Linked DNA regions of Homo sapiens: region 2 is linked to region 1. Evidence: chromatin loops called from intact Hi-C (ENCODE). Cell type or tissue: endothelial cell of umbilical vein. All regions are shown on one strand. Each heading gives the region's core, and the rest is flanking DNA. Links, peaks and the distances in the headings are about the cores only. Region 1 holds the start of LOC124903060 (a long non-coding RNA gene). Region 2 overlaps FBRSL1 (fibrosin like 1).

Region 1 (15,212 bases), core at 6,643-9,142:
GTTACTCTCTGGCACCTTTGAACTGCCACCTGTTCCTCTGGCCCAGCTTTGAAAGCAACTCCCAGGAGCAGGTGTGCTTGGACCCTGCGGCCCTGCGGACAGACCCCTCACTGACCTCCCCTTCATTAATCCCATCCAAACGAGGCCACGTTCTGAGTTCATCCTGGTGAATTTCGGGGACACTCTTCAACCCAGTGCGCCGTCCCCCACAGAGCAAGCCAACATCCTGATGGGGCAGCCTTTGCCACTTTGCCCCCGCTGGCCCCATCACACTGCCCCCCAGCCACCACACCTCCCGGAGGGGCCTCACACGCTGCAGCCCTCCATCCTCAGGCCTGGCGTTGGCTGCTCCTTGGCTTGTGTGCCCCTCCCTGCACCCCAATATGCCAGGATCTCCCCGCACCTCCTCATTCTACCATCACCTCACGGAGACATCCTGGTCACCCCGTGAGGCATTGCTCACGCCCTCCCCGGCACTCCACAGCCTTGAAGGGCACTGACCGCCAGTGCCTCCACCCACTGTGCCTCCTGCCCAGACTGCAACCCCCCAAGCCAGGGCTCGTCTCCGGTTCACGGCTGTGTCCCACATGTCTGTGGTGCCTCCCAGCTCCAGGGAGGTCTGGGTCCTGTCGGGGGGTGGGGGGCAGCCTCCGTGGCCAAGGGTCTCCCAGGCTGCTGTCAGGCCAGGCTCGCCAGCCGGGCTCCTGATCACCTTCCTGGGCCAGCCTCTCCAGGAACCCAGGAGCCAGAGGGCGGCTGATGTAACTGAATTCCAGAATCCGTCATGAGCCGGGAAGTGAGTGCCTGCGGTTTGTGGGGCTGAGGTGACCGGCCAACGCCTTTGGGGCTTTGTTACTCCTCACACGGGGAGGTTGATTGGAGCCAGGAGCCCTGCAGTGGCTCCAGGCCTGCTGCTCCAATTAACCTCCCTGGCCCTGGGGAGCCGGGCCTTAGGGCTGGGGCTGGAGGGCTGCTGGCATCGGTGCCCGGGCTCAGCCTGCAGGTGGCAGGCCCTGAGGTGGAGGGGAGCATCCCGCAGCCCTGCCGCTCCCTCTGGGTGCTTGGCCTGCACCCTGCCAAGGAAACTAGCTAGTTAACCATCCCAAGTGCATCCCAGGGGCTGGGCAGAGCACAGCAGGCTTGGTCAGCAGTGATGGGGTGGAGAGATGCCTGCTCGGAGCCAGGGACACAAGACAGCTGTGGCCGACTCTGCCCCCCACCCCCAGCCCGGGCCTCCTGGGAAGGCCGTGTCTGAGTTCATGGGCCAGAAGAAGAGAGATGGATGGAGTCAGGCGGAACAGCTCTTGGCGCCAAGGAGACAGCCAGTCTTAGGTCCTGAGGAGGGACAGTTAGGGGTTAGGGTTAGGTGTGATTGGTGGTGGGGGTGAGGGGCGTGGGTGTTGTTAGGATTAGGGTTAGGGGTAGATGTGATGGGTGTTGGCGGGTGAGCGGGGAGAGAGTTAGGTTTAGGGTTAGCGCTAGGATTAGGGTTGGAGTAGATGTGATGGGTGTTGGGGGTGAGGGGGCGGGGATGTTAGGATTAGGGTTGGGGTAGATGTTATGGGTGTGGGGGTTGAGGGAACGGGGGTGTTAGGTTTAGGGTTGGAGTAGATGTGATGGGTGTTGGGGGTGAGGGGGCAGTGGTGTCAGGTTTAGGGTTAGTGCTGGGATTAGGGTTGGGGTAGATGTGATGAGTGTTGGGGTGTGGTCGCAGGAGGATTTGGCTTTTATTCTGGGGGAGGTGCTGCACTGGGCTGCACAGGGTACCAGCACCGGCCTCCTCTGACCAGATGCTATTTAGACCCCTCCCCCAACCCCTGTGTCCTTGGAGCCCCTCCCTCTGCCCAGCGTCCCTCCCTGAGTTTGCTCTTCTCTGTGGTAAGAGTGAGGGCTGCCTTTGGCTTCCAGGCAGGCAGCTTGGAGGGTGGGCAGGGTGAGGAAGTGGGTTCTGCATCTCCCGGGGAGTCTGAGGCCAGAGGCAGCTCTGAGCAGCCCGGCCGTGCAGGGGGCAGCTGGGGGAGGCTGCGGCCACCCCAGGGCTCTCCTCCATGCTAAGCCAGCAACTGGAAGGCCAGGGGTAGCCGGTTGCAGATGGGGTGGGAGCCAGGGTGACCAGCCACCCGTGTTCCCCAAGACGAAGTGGGCCGTGGGGGTCCCAGGTAAACATGGGGGAATCTGTCACCCTCTGAGAGCAGAGTCCAGTGGGGACGATGCAGGTCTGGGCACGACCTCTGGGAGGGGCAGCAGGTCAGGGGGACCCCTGGTTTCCAAGGAGCAGACACTGCCAGGGGAGAGGAAGCTGTTGACCCTGGTCAGAGGCCCAGGCTGAGGAGAGTGGGGTCAGGGCCACCAGGAACAGCCGGGGGCAGTAGCTCCAACCTCACAGCAGCACCTGGACAGACACCGACTGGGGACCACAGAAAGGTCTAGGATCCATGAGTTATGCCTGCCAACAGCAGACCCTGTGTATGTGTGCATGTGAACGTGTGTGAACATGTATGTGGATGTGTGTGCGTGTGGACATATGTGTGTGCATGTGGATGTGTGTGCGTGTGTTGTGTCTGCATGTGTGTGTGAACTTGTGTGTGTGTGCATGTGTGTGCATGTGAACGTGTGTGTGAACATGGATGTGTGCATGTGGGCGTGTGTATGCAAGTGGATGCGTGTGCATGTGGATGTGTGTGTGCATGTGTGTGCGTATGTGTGTGGACGTGTGTGATGCGTGTGGATATGTATGCATGTGCATTGCGTCAGTGCATTTGGACGTGTGTGTGAACTTGTGTGTGTGTGCGTGTGTGTGCATGTGAACGTGTGTGTGTGAACATGGATGTGTGCATGTGGACGTGTGCGTGTGGTGTGTCTGCATGTGTGTGTGGACTTGTGTGTGTGTGCGTCTGTGCATGTGAACGTGTGTGTGCATGTGAACATGGATGTGTGCATGTGGGCATGTGTATGCAAGTGGATGCATGTGCATGTGGATGTGTGTGTGCATGTGTGTGCGTATGTGTGTGTGGACGTGTGTGATGCATGTGGATATGTATGCATGTGCATTGCAGCAGTGCATTTGGACGTGTGTGTGTGGATGTGTGTGCGCGTGTGTGCATGTGAACGTGTGTGTGAACATGGATGTGTGCATGTGGACGTGTGCGTGTGGTGTCTGCATGTGTGTGTGGACGTGTGTGATGCGTGTGGATATGTATGCATGTGCATTGCATCAGTGCATTTGGACGTGTGTGTGTGGACGTGTGTGATGCGTGTGGATATGTATGCATGTGCATTGCCGCAGTGCATTTGGACGTGTGTGTGTGGATGTGTGTGCGCTTGTGTGCCTGTGGGCGCGTGTGTGTGAACACGGGTGTGAGTGGGTGTGCACGAATCTGTGTGTGTGTGTATGAACATGGAGCTCAGTGCGGGGTCTGCTTCCCCTCCAGTCAGAGCTGCCCTGGCATCTGGCTTTGACCTTAGGATGGGGCATGACCTCGGGAGGCCGTCCACTCTCCCTTCGTGCCGTGGAAGCCCTGGGGACTCAGGGCTGCGTGAGAGGAACCGTGCGGCAGCCGGCAACAGCTCCCAATGTGTGAGTGAGGCCAGGTGAGACCTCCGCCCAGCTGAGCAGCTGATGACCGACACAGAGGTGACCCGGGGAGCTCAGCAGAGGGGCCTAGACAGCAACTCCCTGCACCTGAGGCTCACAGACCCTCGGCAAGCACAGGTGTTCACAGTCTCACAGCAGAAGTGAGGTTCAGACGCTGGACCCCAGCGCACTCATCTGCCAGAGAAGAGGTCAGGGCCCCACAGGGCGAGGGGTCCATGGGGGCGAGAGGCCTGGTGTGGCTGAGGGTCCTGTGGAGCAGAGTGAGGAGACAGCTCCTGCCCTCACCCCAGGCTGAGCAGGACCACCTGGCCGGGGGGTGTGGAGCTCCTGGTGCTGGGTGCTGTCCCCAGGACTTGATGAGGCTGAGTCGTGCCCCAGACCAGTCTCATCCCGGCCCCAGCACCCAAGAAGGTGCCTCTGCGTGGAGAAGGGAGCTCGTGCTGGATGGAGGTCAGACGTGGCCGCCGTGCTAATCCCCAGAGCCTGCGCCTGTGTCGGGTTACCGGGCGGGGGAGTTAAGGCTGCAGATGGAAAAACTGCTAATCAGCTGACCTTAAAACACAATTACCCGGATTATCCGTGGGCCCAGTGCAATCACAAGGGTCCTCGAATGGGGAGGAGGAGGCAGGAGACGAGGCCGGGAGACGCTGCAGGGAGTCTCTGCGGCCGCCGAGGCTCTGAAGACGGAGGGAGGGCCTGGCCCGGACGGGCCACTCCTGGGGCTGACGAGGCAGGCGGCGGGTCCTCCCCAGGCCCCAGCAGAACCGGCCTTGCTCGCCCCACACTGGGCTTCCAACCTCCAGAGCTGCGAGATGATAAATCTGTGCGGCGTTGCGGTCACTTGCTCCGGCAGCCACAGGAAGCTCTCACATGGTGAGGCGTCGGGAGAGAGGGCTCCGTTGGCTTCCACGCCCCCCAGTCCTTGGGCTCGAACGGGCGGGGGAGTGGGTGGGTGGGTGGGTGGACGGGCGGGCAGGTGGGTGGATGGGCGGGTGAGTGGCTGGGTGGGCGGGCGGGCAGGTGAGTGGATGGCTGGGTGGGTGGGTGGGTGCGGGAGTGGATGGGTGGGTGGGTGGACGGGCGAGTGAGTGGGTGGGTGGGTGAGTGGACGGGCGGGTGAGTGGCTGGGTGGATGAGTGGATTGGGTGGACAGGTGGGTGGATGGGCGGGTGAGTGGATTGGGTGGACAGGTGGGTGGATGGGCGGGTGAGCGGGTGGGTGGGTGAGTGGACAGGTGGGTGGACGGGCAGGTGAGTGGGTGGGTGGGTGGACGGGCGGGTGAGTGGGTGGGTGGATGAGTGGACGGGTGGGTAGGTAGACAGGTGGGTGGATGGGCAGGTGAGCGGATGGGTGGGTGAGTGGACGGGTGGGTAGGTGGACAGGTGGGTGGACAGGCAGGTGAGCGGGTGGGTGGGTGAGCGGGTGGGTGGGTGAGTGGACGGGTGGGTAGGTGGACGGGTGGGTGGACGGGCAGGTGAGCGGGTGGGTGGGTGAGTTGACGGGTGGGTAGGTGACCAGGTGGGTGGACGGGCGGGTGAGCGGGTGGGTGGGTGAGTGGGTGGGTGGGTGAATGGACGGGTGGGTAGGTGGACAGGTGGGTGGACGGGTGGGTGGGTGATGGGTGAGCGAGTGGGCGGGTGAGTGGATGGGCGGGTGATGTGGCTGGGCGGGCAGGTGGGTGGACAGATGGCTGTGAAGCTTCATATCTTAAGTAGAGAGAGATGCAGATACGTATTGAAATCTCAGCCTTATGAATACAGGTATATATCGAATCCGGTTTCCGCTCCTTCAAACATTCTGTGTGCTGTCAGTATTGATTGAGCATTTCCCACACACACGTAGCATTCCCTGTGTGTCTGGCACTCTTCTCCACACTTCTTTAACTCATCTGGTCTTTGCAGCATCCACGAGGGAGGTGCTGCTATCCTCCCCCTTTACAGGTGAGGAGACTGAGGCCGAGGGATGGAGTGATCTGTTGGGGTTAGTGGCTGAGTGCAAATATGAACGCTGCCAGCAGCACCTCAGCCCTGTGCTGGCCTCAGGCCCCGGCTGCACTCTGCTGGGTCCACCCCACCACAGTGCACCCTCCATGCCGTCCGCTCCCAGCTCATTGTCCAGGAGTGGTGGTGCCCGAAAGCTGAGCCTGGGACAGGCCCCTGGGACCTCAGGGGTTGGGGGGCAGGAAACTGAGCATCACACTTTTGGCTTTAACAGCAAGACACTGCCTCTGCGTCCCACCTGCCCGTGAGGTGGAGAATTCCCTACACAGGATATGGGTTCAGATGCTGGGTAGGCAAAGAATGGCCAATGGCCACCGCACCTGTCCTGTCCGGAGAGGGCAGGATGCCTCCCCTGTGATGGGTTTTATCAAATTTCTCTTGAAATTCCTTTTTTTTTTTTTTTTTTCTTTCAGAGACAGGGTCTTGCTCTGTCCCCCAGGCTGCAGTGCAGGTGCGATCTTAGCTCACTGCAGTCTGGAATTCCTGGGCTCAAGCCGTCCTCTGGCCTCAGCCTTCGGAGTAGCTAGGACCACAGGTGCCACCACCACGCCCAGCCCGATTTCTCCAGTTTTGTGTGGTCTAGTTCTATTCCGCACTGCTCAGCACACAAAGGCTTTTGTGTCTGCTGAACCTTTGGAAGGCACAGGACATTTTTGTCCCTTTATAAACTCAAAGCATGATCCTATCTATGTTTAAAAAGCAGACGCGGACAGCGGCGGACATGAGGAAAGGCCAGAGGCAGCAGCCAGCCCATCTCAGGCCCGTCACCGTGGAAGCAGCGGCCGGAGGAGCCACAGAAAGCAAAACTCCCAAAGCCGCCCACGTACTTCGGGTCTTAGCTTGGATCTCCTGGAGACAGGCCCTGCGAAGGAGCTGGGCTGGGAGCAGGTTTATCAGGGCGTGATCTTAGGAGGCAGATGTAGGAGGTGAGGAAGGCAGGGTGTGTAGAGTGCAGCTGACCCAACCGGCCCGGCCGACCCACAGGACGCCCTGGGCTGAGACGCTGTCAGCACTGCCCCAGGCTGAGACCACCTTGGGAGGGGTGTAACCTTGTGCAGGGGGGCTCTCTGCAGCGGAGGGCAGTCCTGGGGAGGACACGGCTGAGGACACATGCAGTGACGTCCCAGCGTTCCCAGCAGTGGGGAGGGTCGGGGGGGCATCCAGTGCCCACGACACTCATGAACACAAAAACCAACCAGAGAAAACCCAGTCTCCAGCAAAGAGCCGAGTGCTGAGTGTGCAGCGTTCTCCGCCTGTCTCTCCCCCTTTCGCACCTCTATCCCAGGCAGGCCCTCCCTGGCCTTGCCACCATGCCGGACCACCGTGTGGACCCTGTGCTCACCCAGGCCTCACCTTTCAGCCCCCTAAGCTGGGCCCAAAGCAGCAGACTGTGTTATGGAGGGTGCTGTGGCTCACGGCCCCCACCCCCTGCTAGGCAGAGTTGCCGGGTAAAAGACAGGATAACCAATTAAATTAGAACGTCAGAGAAACACAGTGATTTTTCTTTTTTTCTTTTCTTTTTTTTTTTTTTTTGAGACGGAGTCTCACTCTGTCACCCAGGCTGGAGTGCAGTGGCGCAATCTCGGTTCACTGCAAGCTCCGCCTCCCGGGTTGACGCCATTCTCCTGCCTCAGCCTCCCAAGTAGCTGGGACTACAGGCACCCACCACCACGCCCAGCTAATTTTTTGTATTTTTACTAGAGACGGGGTTTCCCCATGTTAGCCAGGATGGTCTCGATTTCCTGACCTCGTGATCCGCCCACCTCGGCCTCCCAAAGTGCTGGGATTACAGGCGTGCACCACTGCACCTGGCCAAAACAGTGATTTTTCACATGAGTTCATCCCAAAAGGTGCATGAAACCAAAAAATTATCCATTGCCAGCAGGGGCTGCGGAGGAGGGAATGGAGAGTTATTGGTTAACAGTCACAGGGTTTCTTTTTGGGGCAATGAAAAAGACTCAGAAACAGATGGTGGCAGTGACGGCACAACAGTGTGACTGGAATTAAGGCCACTCCAGGCACGTTCACAACGGTTACAATGGCACATTTTATGCCATATATATTTTACAATTCTTAAAAAATAATCCCAAAAACTTCTGAATCTTACACTTTAAATGGGTAAATCGTGTATGTGAATTATACGTATCTCAACAACACTGCTGTTTAAGCCAATCAGAGCCCTTCCCTGGGACTTTGGAACCAGGTTGTGGAAGAAAGCTCACCTCTCTCCAACAGGGGGTGCTGTAGGGCACGTTTCCATATTTCACGCCGCCTGGGAAGAGGCTGTGCCTGGAAAGACACGGGACAGAGAGACAGAGGGACGCAGCAGCAAAAGCAGCTACGGATTCCTAACCATAGGCCAGGCACGGCAGCTCATGCCTGGAATCCCAGCATTTTGGGAGGCCGAGGCGGGCGAGATCACCTGGATCTCAGGAGTTCGAGACCAGCCTGGCCAACATGGTGAGACCTTGTCTCTACTAAAAATACAAAGATTAGCCAGGCGTGGTGGCACGTGCCTGTAGTCCCAGCTACTCAGGAGGCTGAGGCAGGAGAATTGCTTGAACCCAGGAGGTGGAGGTTGCAGTGAGCCGAGATCGCACCACTGCACTCCAGTCTGGTGACAGAGCGAGACTCCATCTCAAAACAAACAAACAAAAAACAAAACAAGTCCTAACCGCATGAAGCACGTTTGCACCCCCCTTCCAGCTGCTCCTGAGGCCCACCCACACCTGACCTCCTGAGGAGTTCTTTGTTCAGCCTTCCTCCAATTGGACAACCTCCAGGATCCTTCCAGTGTGGCCCTTTTTCTGCCCAAGTCAGTTGAAGTTAAAGTTGGGTGTCTGCCATTTGCAGCAACAGCAAAAAAGGAACATTCAGAGACACGGGTGTCTGGAAGCTCGTTCACCTGTGGGTTCTCCATAACCTGAGATAAATGCTGGAGTTCAGGGCAGCTCAGGAAATATTTGATGTATAAACAAAGAAAAGGACAGCTTGGTTCCTGACAGCTGTGGGTGCCAGACCCCTCAAGTCTGTCTCCTGACCTGAGCAGGCAGTTCGTGGCCTCAGCCCTGAGTGAGGGGCCGCCAGGAGCCTGGGGAGGGAGGATCAGGGCTCGAGGCCCAGGAGCTGGAGAACTGGGTCGCATCCCCCTTCTGTGGCTCCCTCAGCTCTGGTAGGTGATAGTGGCATTCCAGACAGCATTCTTCCAGTAAGATGTGGCCTGTGGCAGAAAACTCAGCTTACGCAGTGAGGGAATGCAATGAACCGTGCATCTGTGAAGTCCATGAGCAGCGTCAGCTTCAAGTATGGATGCATCCAGAGGCTACCGGTGTCCTCCGGTCTTTGTCTCTCTGTGTCTTTGCCCACCATCCTCCATGCGAGCACACAAAAACCCAAGCCTACACCTCCTGCCCCAAGACCTGAGGGAAGGAGGGAACTTTATTCCACTCACTGCCATCGAGGTCCTGGGCCATGCCCCAAGACTGGGCCAATCGTGGGGCAAAGAGGAACGGGGTGCTCCCACTGGCAACGCCTAAGGGACACACTCACACCTGGACCCAAGGATGGAGTTGAACCTCCCTAACTTCATGGGCGGAACACAGGAGAGCAGCGTTTCCCAGAGGAAAATGGGAAACTGTTGCCAAAGGCAGGGCATGGTACACAGTGCTACTGCCCACCACGTAGCCACCCGCGCCTCCTCTGTCCTGCTCAGAGAACCCCAGTTTTGTTCCAATAAGAGGCAGAAACCTCTTGGTCTCAGGAAAGATAGACTCCATCCCCCAGCCTTGTGATGAATTCTATTTGGGTTGAGACAGTCACAGTAAATCCATCCCCTTTGCCTGATTTCCACTTTCCCAGCTTCCTTCACCACAAGCAATGCCATGAGACACTCTTCTGGTCAATGAGATTTGAGAAGCCAGGTGGGAGCTCTGGCTGCTACACCACTGCTTACTTGCCTCTCTGCACAGGGTGCTGGAATGTGGACATGATGCCTGGAGCTGCAGCAGCCTTGTTGGGTCAATAAGACATCAAGTAGGAGAAACAAAAGCCAACACTGCTAGTAATATTCTATTTCCTGATTGTTACATTTGTAACATGTAACACACAACATTTTGTGAGAATTCAAGGAGCTGTGCATTTTTCTGTTAGTGTGTTATACCTCACCAAAACAGTTAGGTAAAAATCTAACACCCTGAGGATGGCAGAGCAAACCCCTGAAAACATGGGTGAACTGGTTAACCAGCCTCAAATACTGTAACTCGGAGCTTCTGATTAAGAGAATCAAAAGCCTTTGTTGCTTAATTACTAGGTTTTCTAATACTTGCAGCTGAATGCATTCTTGATTAACCCAAAGAATGACTGGAAGCTGGGTGGCAAAATACTAAGGTGCGCTCTTCAGGAAATCCCCACAGCATAAGGCTGACCATGAAGAGCAAAGTGCCCTCCCCCTTCCTGCTGACGGGTGAACCGCCCAGCACAAGGGCGCTCAGCCCTGAGAGCCATGCCTTCCCCATTCTCAGCTTCAGCAGGGAACTTGCCATTGCTGGACAGAAACTCCACTCCAGATGTCTCCCAGCCTTAGTCTTGTTCCAGAGATGCTGAGATTCAAAAGGCCCCCTGGGCAAGCACCCAGAAGGTGAGCTCAGATGTGGATGGGGATGCTGCCTGGGGACAGTAAACTAAGAGGCTCTTTCCTGGTGCCAGCATATCCAGCTTTCTCTCCTGGCAGACTCTTCCTCCCACAACCCCCTCCTTGTGAAAGCATAGCTGAGTTCTCTTTGAGAAAAAGAGTACAACACAGATTGGACACAGGCATTCTGACCACCCATACATACCAGCCAGTGACCCACAGTGTGCCTGAGGAGAAACAGGGGAGCCTAACTAGGAATCTGAACTGGATTAAATAACAGCACTATCACCATCATCATCAGCATCACCATCATTATCAGTACCATCATCACCATTGCCATCATCACCATCACCATCACCATCACCATCATCACCATCATCACCATCACCATCACCATCATCACCATCAGCATCACCATCACCATCATCACCATCAGCATCACCATCACCATCACCATCATCACCATCACCATCATCACCATCATCACCATCACAGTCACCATCATCATCATCACCATCACCATCATCACCATCATCATAAGCATCATCACCATCATCACCATCAGCATCACCATCATCACCATCATCATCACTATCATCACCATCACCATCATCACCATCACCACCATCACCATCACCATCATCACCATCATCATCACCACCACCATCACCATCATCACCATCACAGTCACCATCATCACCATCATCACCATCACCATCATCATCACCATCAGCATCACCATCATCACCATCATCACCACCATCACCATCACCACCATCACCATCACAGTCACCATCACCATCACCATCATCACCACCATCACCATCATCACCATCACAGTCACTATCATCACCATCATCACCATCACCATCATCATCATCACCATCAGCATCACCATCATCACCATCATCATCATCACCATCACCATCATCACCACCATCATCATCATCATCATCATCATCATCATCATCATCATCATCATCATCATCATCATCATCATCATCATCATCATCATCATCATCATCATCATCATCATCATCATCATCATCATCATCATCACCATCAGCATCACCATCATCACCATCACCATCATCATCATCACGATCACCATCATCATCACCATCACCATCATCATCATCACCATCACCATCATCACCACCATCACCATCATCATCATCACCATCACCATCATCATCACCATCATCACCATCACCATCATCACCATCAGCATCACCATCATCACCATCATCATCATCATCATCACCACCATCATCACCACCACCACCATCAGCATCACCATCACCATCATCACCATCATCACCGTCACCATCATCATCACCGTCACCATCACCATCAGCATCACCATCATCATCAGCACCATCACCACCGTCACCATCATCACCATCATCACCATCACCATCACCACCGTCACCATCATCATCACCATCATCACCACCATCACCATCATCATCACCATCATAATCATCTCCATCGCCATCATCACCAGTGTCACCATTATCCTGTGCTCTGGTTCCCAGTTGGGCTCAGCAGCAGCAGCCCCAGAGCAGGTCCTAGGGCTCCTGGAGAACCGCCTTCCTCTCCACTTCCTGTCTGCATCCCCTTTCCATGGCTGCCTCGTTTAGCCATGTTCTGGCACCACTAACTTCTCCCTTGCCCTTGCCGGCTTCTGGGTGGTGGTGGCTTCCCACAGTGCACATCCCTGGGTCCTCAGCAACCCTCATGGGCTCCCGTCCTGCCTGCCCCTGGAGAAGTCAGGCCTCATTAGCCCCCTCACAGCCTGTGCCTGTTTCTTGCGGAGACCCCCGCTGGCATGGGCTTAGTGAATACACACAGAACAGGCAGGCAGGCCCGGGGGCTTGCATCTCCAGGGAGCCCAGAGCAACAGCCCCTGCAGGTGCTCCCAGAGGCGGAGGACGACCCAACATCACCCGGACAGGAGGCAGGCTCTGTGTGTAGGAACACTCACAGAAGAGGCGCCGAGGCAGCCCAGTCCCCATGCAACTTGAGGGGGCCCAGGCCCCAGTGTGGACCTGAAAGTCTCGGGGGTTGGGGATGGTGAGTGTCCATGTTTAGGTGCAGGTTGGAGAGGAAGCAGGCTCTGTGTGTAGGAATACTCACAGAAGAGGCGCCAAGGCACCCCAGTCCCCATGCAACTTGAGGGGGCCCAGGCCCCAGTGTGGACCTGAATGTCTCAGGGGTTGGGGAGGGTGAGTGTCCATGTCTGGGTGCAGGTCGGGGAGGGACAGTGCAGGCCGTTCTGGGGATGGGCCAGGTAGCCCATAGGAAGAGCCTGCACACCTCGCTCTCAGAGGCAGGGCCCCGGGGCGGGAGCTGCCTTGCAGGGGAGGCCAGGGCAAGGGGCCCATCCCCCAGGGCCTCTCGGCCACCTGGAGTGCTTGCTGCTCAGTTTAATCCTTGTGTGCTCAGGAGAGCACTGACAGGAAATGAGTGTTCTGCCATGTGGGAGAGCTGCTCCCTCCCTGGAAGGGGGCACCCCTGTGTGCACAGAGCCTGAGCCCCTCCCTTCACTGATGGGAGCTTTCCCGGAGCTAATCCCAGAGGAGAGGCCCTGCCAGGCGTAATCTTGGATCAGATGCCAGGGAGTGAAGGATGGTGACACCCCCACACAGGCCTGATGTGCAGGGTGAAGGCAGACGGCAGCCCAGGGGTCTCTCCTCCCCTGCCAACCTCCGTTCTGTGCCCTGGCGGTGACTTACAGACCCTCACCGGACTGCCCTTCAGCTTCCTGTAAGATTTGGTCATGGAAAGCTGTGTGGGGAGCCTGGAGCCAAGGAGAGGGAGGTCGGAGGTCAAAGGTCAGAGGATTTATCCTTGACTCCAGAGGCTTTGAGCTGACCACAGCCCCTCCGGGTGGCCCGCTCCTCCCTCCCTCCCCTGGGGCCTCTGTGTCCTCATCGTCCCCTCAGCCTGGCCCACTTTTCTGGAAGTCTTCCCCAGGAAGGGCAGAATGGAAAGTGTGGTGAGGGGTCCAGGCACTGCAGCCTCCCTGGGTCTCTGCTGCCCGTCCCCCTCCTCCTCTTCCTCTCTCTTCATCTCTACTGGATGCTTTTCTCCAACCATTTCTGTTTCCCATTTCTTCTGTCTCTCACTCTCTTTTCTTTGTGTCTCTGTTTCTCTCTGTTCCCTGCATCGGCTTCCTGTGGCTGCCTGTGCCTGGGGACACCTGTGACCAGGAACTCCTGTGCCTGGGGACACCTGTGACCGGGACACCTGTGCCTGGGGACACCTGTGACCGGGAACACCTGTGCCTGGAGACACCTGTGACCGGGGACAGCTGTGACTGGGACACCTGTGACCAGGACACCTGTGCCTGGGGACACCTGTGACCATGGGTGCCTGTGACCAGGGACACCTATGCCTGGGGACACCTGTGACCGGAGACACCTGTGACCGGGGACACCTGTGCCTGGGGACACCTGTGACCTGGGACACCTGTGACCGGGGACACCTGTGACCAGGGACACCTGTGCCTGGAGACACCTGTGACCAGGGACACCTGTGACCGGGGACACCTGTGACCTGGGACGCCTGTGCCTGGAGACACCTGTGCCTGGGACACCTGTGCCTGGGGACATCTGTGACCAGGGACACCTGTGCCTGGGGACGCCTGTGACCTGGGACACCTGTGACTGGGGACACCTGTGCCTGGAGACACCTGTGACTGGGACACCTGTGCCTGGGTTACCTATGATCAGGAACACCCTGTGCCTGGGGTCACCTATTACCAGGAACACTGTGACCAGTGACATCCGTTCTGGGGACACCTGGACTCAGTCGTGAACAACCCCAGGCCAGCCGTGCAGGGAGGTCGGGCTTCCTCCATGGCACGGTGGAAGGAGAAAGCTGGGTGAGGACCAGGCCTCAAGGACTGAGGCCGGGATTGGAGCTTTGCCAGAGCCCGGAGCAGCTCCAGGTCCAGGCTCCTCCCTAAGAGCTGAAGGCCTTGAGCAACTGGCAATTCATTCTCACCTCGGGGTAATGGGATTACAAAAACAAAATCCTTCCATGTAGGGGCTGTCATCGTAGTAAATGAAATAAAAAGACAAGCAACCCAGTCAAATGTGGACAAAGGACTTGAATAAGCATTTCCCAAAGTAGATATACGAATCCCCATGAGCACATGGAGAGAGACTCAGACATCATGAGCCATAAAAGCAACGCAAACCCAAACCAGAGGGACAGTCTGCTCCACATCCACTTAGATGGCTATGTTTCTTTTTTCTTTTTTTTAAAGGAAAATGTTGGGGATGTAGAGAAATTGGAATTCTCACACATTGTTGGCAGGAATGTGAAATGGTGCAGTCACTGTGTTAAAACGCCTGGCGGCTCCTCAGAACGTTAAACGTAAAGTCACCATTTGACCCAGCAGTTCCACTCCTAGGCGTATGCCCAAGAGTGCACAGGAACGTTTATTCCAGCACTGTTCATAATAAGCGAATAGCAGAAGCAACCCACATGACCATCAACTGATGAGTGGGTTTCTAGCGGTGGATTCACACAGCAGACTATTAGTCAGCAGTAAAAAGGAATGATGGCCGGGCACAGTGGCTCGTGCCTGTAATCCCAACACTTCGGGAGGCTGAGGCAGGTGGATCGTCTGAGGTCAGGAGTTCGAGACCAGCCTGGCCAATGAGGAGAAACCCTGTCTCTATTAAAAATACAAAAAAAAAAAAATTAGCAGGACATGGTGGTGCAAACCTGTAGTCCCAGCTACTTGGGAGGCTAAGGCAGGAGAATCACTTGAACCCCAGAGGCAGAAGTTGCTGTGAGCCGAGATCACGCCACTGCACTCCAGCCTGGGTGACAAGAGCAAGACTTCATCTCCAAAAAAAAAAAGGAAGTAAGTACCGATATAGATGACAACATGGGTGAACTTAAACATCACAGCGAGTGAAAGAGGCAGGCACAGAAGACTGCACGCAGGTGTGTGAAATGTCCACAACCG
Region 2 (2,500 bases), core at 1-2,500, 63 kb after region 1:
GCTGTGTCCGGGGCCCTCCCCGGCCTGCGCTGCCTTTCCCCCCGCACCTGCCGCCTGGCAGACGGAGCCACCTTCTGTGTGCACTGGGAACAGTCACTCCTTTGTCACTCTAGGGGGGGCAGGGGCTTGGGTCGGCTCTGCTCACTGCCCAGAACGGTACCTGGCTCGTCAGGGCTCCATAAGCATCGGTTGGACGGGTGGACAGATAGGTGGGCAGACCACAAGGCTGGGGTGGGCACAGGTGCAGTAGCTCCTGCCCACCCTCCAGGGCAAAAGGGGCCCCCTCTGGCCCCAGACGTGGACTTGTCATCCAGGGACTGTGATCTTGTCCCTCCAGCTCCTGCTGGGAGTGGACGTGTGGCCTCCCCGGCCCCTGGTGTGGCTGGCAGCACTGAGAAGCGGCTGGGCTGAGGGCAGCCACCTTGGCTGTTTGAGGTCCTGCCTGGGGACAGAGTGGGGTGACCAGGACACAGATTCCCAGTTCTACAGGGTTTTTCGAGACGTGGGACTTTCAGAGCTAAAACCGGCCACCCGAGGAAGGGGAAGAGACCCCACCCCACGACCGGCCTGGCCACCTTTCAGGGCCTCCGGGTTTGGGAGGAGCACACGCAGGGCAGCCCACCGAGCCCCTCTGTGGCATGGGGGTGACGCGTTCCATCTGCGCCCAGCCCTGACCGGAGGTGGCTTTTGTGTGGGTGTGAAGTGTAGAGAGGTGCCCTACTCCTCACGGCTCAGCTGTGTGGGTGTTTCCGACCCACCTCCCTTCCCATCGGCCAGGTGTCCTTGGGCAGTGAGCAGCCTGCACCACTATACTCAGCAGCCCTGTGGCAGCCTTTCCCATCGCTGCCAGGTACTGCCCTGAGCCTCTGTCCCTAGAAGTGAGTGCAGGGCTCATGGGGCCATCGCCAATGGTCAGACTCCCCAGGGGGCCGGTGATACACGGTTCCTGGAGCGGGCTGGAAACTCATTCCTTGCAGGCTCTGGGAGACGATGATGCATTCCCGGGACCCCGCGTTGAGAACCGCTAGGAGTGGGACACGTGGCTTCCTGCAGAGGTGGACAGAACCCCTGATGGCCCCAGCAGGGCAGCAAGTGTGGGACCCGGTGGGCAGGGCTGCCCAGCTGGGACCGTGGTGCCAGCTCCGGGGGTGAGAAAGGAGAGGTTGTGAGAGTCCAGCTGGTGACAACAGTGACCCCTGGTGGCCTGGAAGGTGCCGGCCCCGGGCTCTGCTGCACAGGCCGTGCCTCCACCTAAACCTCATTGCACCGAGGGGCCCTGCCAGGGTTCCCGAATGTTACAGTTACAGATGCCGAAACTGAGGCTGGGGCAGGCCAGTCGCTTGCCCGAGGCCACAGTGCCAGGAAGAGCCGGGCAGCCTGGCCAGGGCCTGTGAGGGCTACTGTGCAGCTGAGCAGGTCACTAGCCCACCACCCTGCCCCCGGCTCCCGCCCAGTAAGGCTCAGACTCCTCGGGGCTGCATCCCTGCCCGGCCAGGGCCTCCTCCAGTGTGGGTGCCTGCTACTGTGCGGCTTGATGGACCTCATGGGCCGGGGGCATTTGACCTCAGGGGCCTGGGTGACATCCCTTAATTCGCACTGGCACCGTCTGCCTTGTGTGCACCCTGTCAGCCACCCAGGGAGGCCTGTTGCTGCAGGAGGTGCACAGAGCGGGCCTCTGGCTGAGCCGAAGGTCGGCAGGGAGCCAGGCTCATGGCTGCAGCGAGCCACACCAGCCAGTCCTGGGACGGGTTTCCCCGGGCTGGGGCGTGCTCCTGACTTGGATGACTCAAAGTAAAGAACCTCACCAGGGGCCCTGGCATGCGAGGCCTGGGGGCCCAGATGTGCTGGGGCGTGTCACTACAAGGTGCAGAATTGTTCCAGATCCAAGTTGGCCAGAGAGGGAGACCGCTGGGCTTCCACGTGAGTCTGGGCGCTGGCTGTGCAGGGGCGTCCCTGCTGGGCGCTGGCCAGCAGGAGCTCTGGCCTCTCACTTCCCTCAGCTTTGTGCAGGTTTGAAATTATTTCCAAGTAAAAAAAGTAAATACATGCAGGGCTCGGGGTCTGGTCCCTGCATGGTCACTTAACCTGTCTGCGCCTCTGTTTTCTCATCCGTGAAATGTAAAGGAAAATAGTTTCTACTCGGGGCCACCGTGTGAGCAAATGTGTGAGTGTGTGCAAAGCGCCCGGGCCAGGCCCTGGCACGCATCGGCGCCCATGTTGGCTGGTGTCAGGGGTGGTGGCGGTGGGCGTGGGGCGTGGGGGTGGGGTGAAGGGAGTATGGGTGCTCCCTTCAGCAGGTGATGAAACTGAGGCACGGGGAGGCCGAGCAGTGGCCCAAGGGCCCATGGCCAGGGTCAGGCAGGTCCCACCACCACCTCGCTGCTTGCTCTGGCATGGAGCCGACCGAAGGAGGTGCTGTGGGCACAGCCAGGGGACAGTGGGTGGCACTGAGGCTCGACCTGGAGGTCATAGCCCTGTACAGCCAGATGGGGTGGTGCGA

The links. Hi-C counts contacts between places; a loop is a spot of excess contacts. Peaks named below come from ENCODE experiments on the same cell type or tissue, not always from the same donor. Only the 100,000 strongest peaks of a DNase experiment are listed, where the experiment ranks them.
Region 2: a loop joins it to region 1, with 2.0 times the contacts of the local background. A loop is called at or near these places in 7 of 110 quality-filtered maps.

The regions. Positions count from the first base shown.
Region 1 is chr12:132,452,936-132,468,147 of GRCh38, forward strand. It overlaps LOC124903060 (a long non-coding RNA gene), which reads left to right and starts at 7,831. Exons shown (of 2, transcript XR_007063546.1): 1 at 7,831-10,231; 2 at 13,441-14,321. RefSeq lists enhancers at 12,514-13,078, 12,799-12,918. In endothelial cell of umbilical vein, for the core only: CTCF peaks have their summits at 7,819 (motif pointing right) and 8,019; no DNase peak of the experiment used is centred there.
Region 2 is chr12:132,522,817-132,525,316 of GRCh38, forward strand. The region is part of intron 2 of FBRSL1 (fibrosin like 1); the gene reads left to right. Among named protein-coding and RNA genes, the nearest start is that of FBRSL1, 34 kb to the left of the region's middle. In endothelial cell of umbilical vein, for the core only: a CTCF peak has its summit at 1,232 (motif pointing left); no DNase peak of the experiment used is centred there.